Linked DNA regions of Homo sapiens: region 2 is linked to region 1. A link is a contact called in ENCODE Hi-C or POLR2A ChIA-PET data. All regions are on one chromosome and are shown on one strand. Each heading gives the region's core, a stretch centred on a gene start or an enhancer-like site at or near the end of the contact. The rest is flanking DNA. Distances are from core to core; before and after follow the strand shown. Region 1 holds the start of MIR142HG (MIR142 host genes). Region 2 holds the start of CLTC (clathrin heavy chain).

What was found. Hi-C counts contacts between places; a loop is a spot of excess contacts on that map. ChIA-PET counts read pairs that join two places held with the same protein, here RNA polymerase II (POLR2A). Pooled maps may share reads with other maps.
Region 2: a loop to region 1 is called in a map of CD8-positive, alpha-beta T cell, with 4 times the contacts of the local background. The contact joins the promoter of CLTC here to the promoter of MIR142HG in region 1. A Hi-C loop is called at or near these places in 3 of 168 maps with a recorded cell type or tissue (CD8-positive, alpha-beta T cell and naive thymus-derived CD4-positive, alpha-beta T cell), 3 of 37 single-sample maps with no recorded cell type and 11 of 50 pooled maps. POLR2A ChIA-PET finds 5 or more read pairs at or near these places in 1 of 52 experiments (activated T-cell).

The regions. Positions count from the first base shown.
Region 1 is chr17:58,331,154-58,333,903 of GRCh38, reverse strand. MIR142HG (MIR142 host genes) reads left to right here and starts at 1,384. Exons shown (of 1, transcript NR_186557.1): 1 at 1,384-2,750. All of the region lies in intron 2 of TSPOAP1-AS1 (TSPOAP1, SUPT4H1 and RNF43 antisense RNA 1), which reads right to left. MIR142 (microRNA 142) reads left to right here and starts at 2,586; the gene lies at 2,586-2,672. RefSeq lists enhancers at 237-326, 917-986, 1,487-1,556, 2,357-2,496 and a silencer at 1,067-1,376.
Region 2 is chr17:59,618,550-59,621,447 of GRCh38, reverse strand. It overlaps CLTC (clathrin heavy chain), which reads right to left and starts at 1,553. Exons shown (of 32, transcript NM_004859.4): 1 at 1,275-1,553. The coding sequence starts at 1,316. RefSeq lists enhancers at 1,466-1,760, 1,490-1,839, 2,290-2,409, 2,420-2,469, 2,307-2,898.

The DNA.
Region 1 (2,750 bases), core at 135-2,634:
CCTCCACCCAGGTCAGAGGCAGCGGTGGTCTCTTAAAGGAGTATCGCCCCATTTCTGGCCAGCTGGCCCTGCAAGGCAACCCTCCTCACCACTTTCTCTTTAGACTCAAGGGGGTGAAAGGCCCCATTCCCCCTTTCTCTGTCCCATTTTAGGGACCTGGGAATGGGGCAACTTTCCAGGTTGAAGGACCCCCTTCCTGGAGGGAAGGATGTGGGGCCATCTCCCTCCCCACTGCCCCCATGCCAGTCCTCTTCTAGGCCCTGAATCTGACAGCTCCCTAAGGTCTGTGTGGGCCTAAACGGAGGACCCAGAGAAGAGGTCCATGGCCTTCTGGGAAGGAGTCACTGGGTGGTTTTCTCTCTACCGCTCCTACCTCCCCAAACCCATTCCTCTTGCTTCCAGAGCCAAGCCCATGGAGAGGCTTGGAGAACGCTGGGGGAAGATGGTATGGGCTGGGCTCAGCCGACGCTGTCCCCTGCCCACCCCCACACCCTACTCCCCTCCCCCAGCCAGGGGCCCTGGGCTGGGCAGCTTCCTGCCTTCCCCATGGGGAAATCGGGGGTGGCATGCAGGTGGGTGGGCCCCATGCCCACATCCGGTGGCCGCCAGAACCTTCCCTCGAGCCTCTTTCCCGCCACTCCTCCAAGCCCCCTTCTCTCCGCATAGCACCTGTGCCCCACCTTAGGACCTGATCCTCACCCAGCTCTGCCCTGCCCTCTTGTCCCCACAGGTCCCAAAGAGAGCGTGAACACCTAGCCTAGTGCCATCAGTCCACCGGGCCTGAGAGTGTCCCCCGCACTGTGCCCTGCAGGCTGAGGCTGCAGGAGGGGTGGCTTTGTGGGGTGCTGAGGACAACAGTCTCCATGGACGCCCTTCATGCATCAGCACCTCCATGGCCCTCGGGAGCACACGCAGAGGAGCCAGGGCCTGGCCTGAGTGTTGGGAAGGGAAGGGAGTTTTCTGGGCTGAGGTCAGCAGCGGTGGGGCTCAGAGAGAAGGTCCTTTTCTTGTGCTGGAATTCTGGACTCCCCGTTTTGGGCACTCACCGAGGGCCCTGTCGAGGAGCCCTGGTCTTCTGGGGTCACCCTCAATGCCCTGAGTCAGTCCCAGGCTCTTGAGCCATCCCTTGGAGCTGGTGCCACGGGGGGAAGGGCAGCTGGGGCCGGAAGCCACCTGCCCAGGGCATGAGAGAGGGTCCCCAGCCCTCCCGCGGGCCCACCCCCTTCTGTTTCCTGTCAGTCTGTCCTCCCCAGGGAGGGAGGGAGGGAGGGCGCTCATCCCCTGCGGGCGGGGGCGGGGCGCGCTCTGAGACCGTTGGGCGCCCTGAGATCTGGCCCACGTGGCCTCGGGGTTATAAGCCCTGCCCTCCCTGAAGGGAACCCCACTTCGGAGCCTGGAGCACAGGGCGAGCTCTCCTCCGCCCTGCAGCCTCAGGTAAGGATCCGGACCTTCACTGCTGCCCCAACTGGGGCTCCTCAGCTCGGGGCCTCTAGGGGCTTGGGCTGCTGGTCTGGGTGGAGGCGCGTTGGGGGTGTCGAGGAGCTTGGGTGCAAGCCCCATGCGGGAAGCTCAGGGCAAAGCGCCTTGAAACCCTCTCTAGTGAAGGAAGGTAAAATGGCTCCGGGACCCCAGGCGGGGAAAGAGGTGTCCAAGGAGGAGGGCTGGAGAGTAAGGCGGGGATGGCAGAGGGTACGCAGAGGCTGAGAAGTGGGACCAGTGTCTCAAGGGGCGCCAGCCTCTTCCTCCGCCCAACATGGCCACCATTTTTGTTGGGATAGCCTTGGGCTCCTGCCAGGGGAACAGCAGGGCAGTGAGGGAGTCAGGACTTTGGGCTGGTGGGGAGGCCGAGAATCAAGGCTCTGGGGAGTCAGGACTTTGGGGCTGGTGGAGTGGCTGGGGACTGAGGCCCTGGGGGGTCAGGACCTTGGGCTGCTATGGAGGCTGGGACTGAGGCTCTGGGGGAGTCAGGACCTTGAGCTGGTGGGGAGGCTGGGAATTGAGGCCCTGGTGTGTTCAAGACCTTGGGCTGGTGGGGAGGCCAGGGCCTGAGGCCCTGGGGGGTCAGGACCCTGGGCTGTTGGGGAGGCTGGGGACTTAGGCCCTGGGGGGTCAGGATCTTGGGCTGGTGGGGAGGCTGAAGGGTGGGGACTGAGGCTCTGGGCAGTCAGGACCTCACGGTTGGGGTGGACTGGAGACCAAGACCTTGGCAGGGGAGCTGTGGCTGCCTCATTTGGACGCTGGAGGGTGGCTAGCGTGGCTGGAAGCGGCCAGCCAGGGGTTCACAGAACTGAAGGTGAGGCCTCCAGAGGCCCTAGTCTCTACCTGAGTGTCTCTGAAACTGGGGGGATGGGGTGGAGCCTTTAGGGGGAAGGGAAGAGGGAACTGAAGAGGAAGTGGGGGAGGGAGGTAGAGGAGGCAAGTCTGGCGCCATGCTGAGTCACCGCCCACAAGGCCCAGGGCGGGCCCTCGGGGGGCCCTGGCAGGGTTGGGGGGATCTTAGGAAGCCACAAGGAGGGCTGGGGGGCTCTTGGAGCAGGAGTCAGGAGGCCTGGGCAGCCTGAAGAGTACACGCCGACGGACAGACAGACAGTGCAGTCACCCATAAAGTAGAAAGCACTACTAACAGCACTGGAGGGTGTAGTGTTTCCTACTTTATGGATGAGTGTACTGTGGGCTTCGGAGATCACGCCACTGCTGCCGCCCGCTGCCCGCCACCATCTTCCTCGGCGCTCGGGGACCTCGTGTGACAG
Region 2 (2,898 bases), core at 304-2,803, 1.3 Mb before region 1:
ATAAAAATGGTCTTCAATGGTAAAGTGTCTAATAGGTCACTGATATCAGTGTCATGTCAAACCACTGCATTCCCTGTCATTATGGAATTAGCCCTTCAGACGACTGAGCTGAGGCAGGTTTCTTTAAGGGGATATTTGGGAAGAAAGCAAATTAATAGGAATAAATTATTTAAGCTACAGTAAAAAACAGGATTGGTGACACAGGAAAATCAAAAGCTCTGAAGAGGTTTAATTCAGTGAAGCCTTCCAATGGTCACCTGCCTAGGCCCGCCACTGGCATGTTGCCAGATAACAATATGTTGCCTCCAGGATAAGGAACCATGGGGAAGAACTCTAGAACTTACTAAAGGGAAGCCAGTCACAGACCAAATAGCCCTGCAGGTCTCAGAGCAGCTGTGCTGTCCCCAGGGCTCTGTTCAATTCCATGCGATCCTGAAGAAGATATTCAAAACTACCTGCTACTACTCGAGAAGACTAAAAGATAACCTCTGTATCACTCTTTCCTACCTTCCAGAACCAAAGAGGGGTTAAGAGCCACAACATCCCCAGAGAAATAAAAAAAGGGGGAAGGGGAGGCGAGTTTCCTTAGGGAGTTTGACCGCACACACTCTGAGATTGACATAGCTCTAAGAAATGCGTTCTCCCATTCTACCCTCGTTCCGTTCTTTCAGTGACCTTCTGTCCCTACTGCCTCAGGGAAGGCAAGAGAAAAGCCACCGCCTCACCACCACCCCCAACCCCCACCACCGGAGAAGGTGCCTTTCTCAGTTGAGAGCCGCAGAGGGAGGGAAAAAAAAGGTTGCTCCTCCCCAACCCACCCGCCCCACAACTCCTGGGTGCAGACACGATGAGGGAAAGAGGAGAGCAATGGAAGGTGACAGCCCCGCACTGGCCCAGGGGATAAGAATCCTTGCTCTGGTAGAAACAAGGGAGAATCCCCCTCCCACTCCCCTACCCAAATGAATGAAATGAATAAAATGGGGAGAGAGTTTGTACGCGCAGTTCTGGCCATCCAGGAAGCAAGATCGAGAGGCCTTTGGATCCAGGCCTGGTCCTTGCAGCTCTTTGCACCCCAACTCCTGTCCTTTCCATCCAAGCCCCACATCATTTAATATTTTAAGCTTTCCAAGATAGTGCCCCCTCCTCCACCTACCCCAATCACCGACAACCCCCCCGCCCCTCCAGCTCCGATACTGCTCGGGCCCAGACTCCAGCGTCTTCCATCCTTCCTACCACCTTCTCCACAGCCCTCACCAGCCCGGGCCCGGCCGCACCTGGAGATGCTCCTGAAAACGAATTGGCAGAATCTGGGCCATGGCGCTGTCGGGGGTTATGGTCTCCTCCTGTCACTGGGGCTGCGGGGCAGTGGCTGCCCGGGCTCTCCAAGGGAGAGGAGGAGAAGGGGAGGGGGGAGGCTGGGCTCAGCAGGATCCTCTCCGGGGACGCAGGAAACTGGCAGGCAGACGAAAGAGCTCGGGTCGGGGGCGGAGGCTCCAGGGGCCAGGAGAGCCGCAATGGCGGAACCGGGCGCAGCGCAGACTCCGGAAACGGCTGAGCCCAGCGGAAGGATCCCGGCGACAGAACTCCGCCCAGTCGCCTCACCCCCTCCGCCTTATGTACCCCTCCACGGAGCGCCGCGCGCGGCGGGCGCAGGAATTCGGGGCGCAGTGCGCCCGGTGCCTCGCTTCCTGACGCCACATGGGGGGAAACAGAGGAACCGGAGGGACTACTTTTTTAGACTCATCACTTTCGCCAGTCTTCTCTTTCTCCCCCCACTTTTTTTTTTTCATTTTGCCACATCATGCGACTCGGGGCGACCGACGTCACTTCCGTGGGCGCTTTAGGTCCCACCCACGTACTTCCAGGTGCACGTGATACTGATGGGGAAGGGTCGGCTGATTGCTGCCAGAAATGGAGAGCTCGTTTTAAGGAAATGCGGCGTCTCCTGGGAGTGAAGAGGCTTTTGGGCCACCTTGAGGCATGACGGGTGCCGCTTCGTTTCCCTGCGACCGCTGCCTGTTTCGACTGAGCCCCTCACAGGAGGACGTGGCGGGGGCAGACGGGCGCAGCCTCCCGCCCTCTCCGTGACTCAGGGAAACGGCCTCGCCGCAGAGCGCTCCCTCGGCAGCTGGCTGCAGCACTCCTCCCCCGCCGGGCTTCAGAGTGGGTGGTTTCCTACAGCCTAGGGAGGGGGCCTGAAACGGGGTTTAAAATCTTCCCTGCCCTCACACAAGCCCTTCTGACTGTTGGAGAACCTGACGCGCGGATTCTAACTAGAACTGGCACTCTCTTCGGGTGTTAGATAATTAACTCAAAGGACAGCGAAGGCCTTTTATGATGTCTTTCAAGCTGGCCTTATGACAGCTTTTCTTAACGTTTCTGCGGACATTTTGGCGGACTTGTGTCGGCCTAGCTCAGTGATCAGTTTCGTTAAAGAATTTGAGTATCCGAACATTAAAGGATTGGACCTAAATTCTAGCAGGAGGATTTTTAGCCACATCAAATAATTTACGTCTCAAAGATTTAGATAATTAGGGTAAGGATGCTTAGTAAAACCCGAAGGTTCCATCGCGCCACTGCACTCCAACCTGGGCGACAGAGCGAGACTCCGTCTCAAAAAAAAAACAAACAAAAAAAAACCTGAAGGTTCCTGGAGGAAAGAGATGAACTATTAGCCGTGTATTTCGGTGGGACCACCTCAACATAGGTTCCTGTAGGTTAGCAATGTAGAAATGTAGCGCTTCAAAGCCGGAGCATCCTGTCTTCAAAGAGCATGAAGGTATCAACGGCATTCATTGTCGATTAATAATAACCTTTCTGGTACTTTCTTGCTAAAGTATAAGCCATAATAATATTTCATAATCGCACCAATACAATAAAGGATGAAAGACGTTAGTT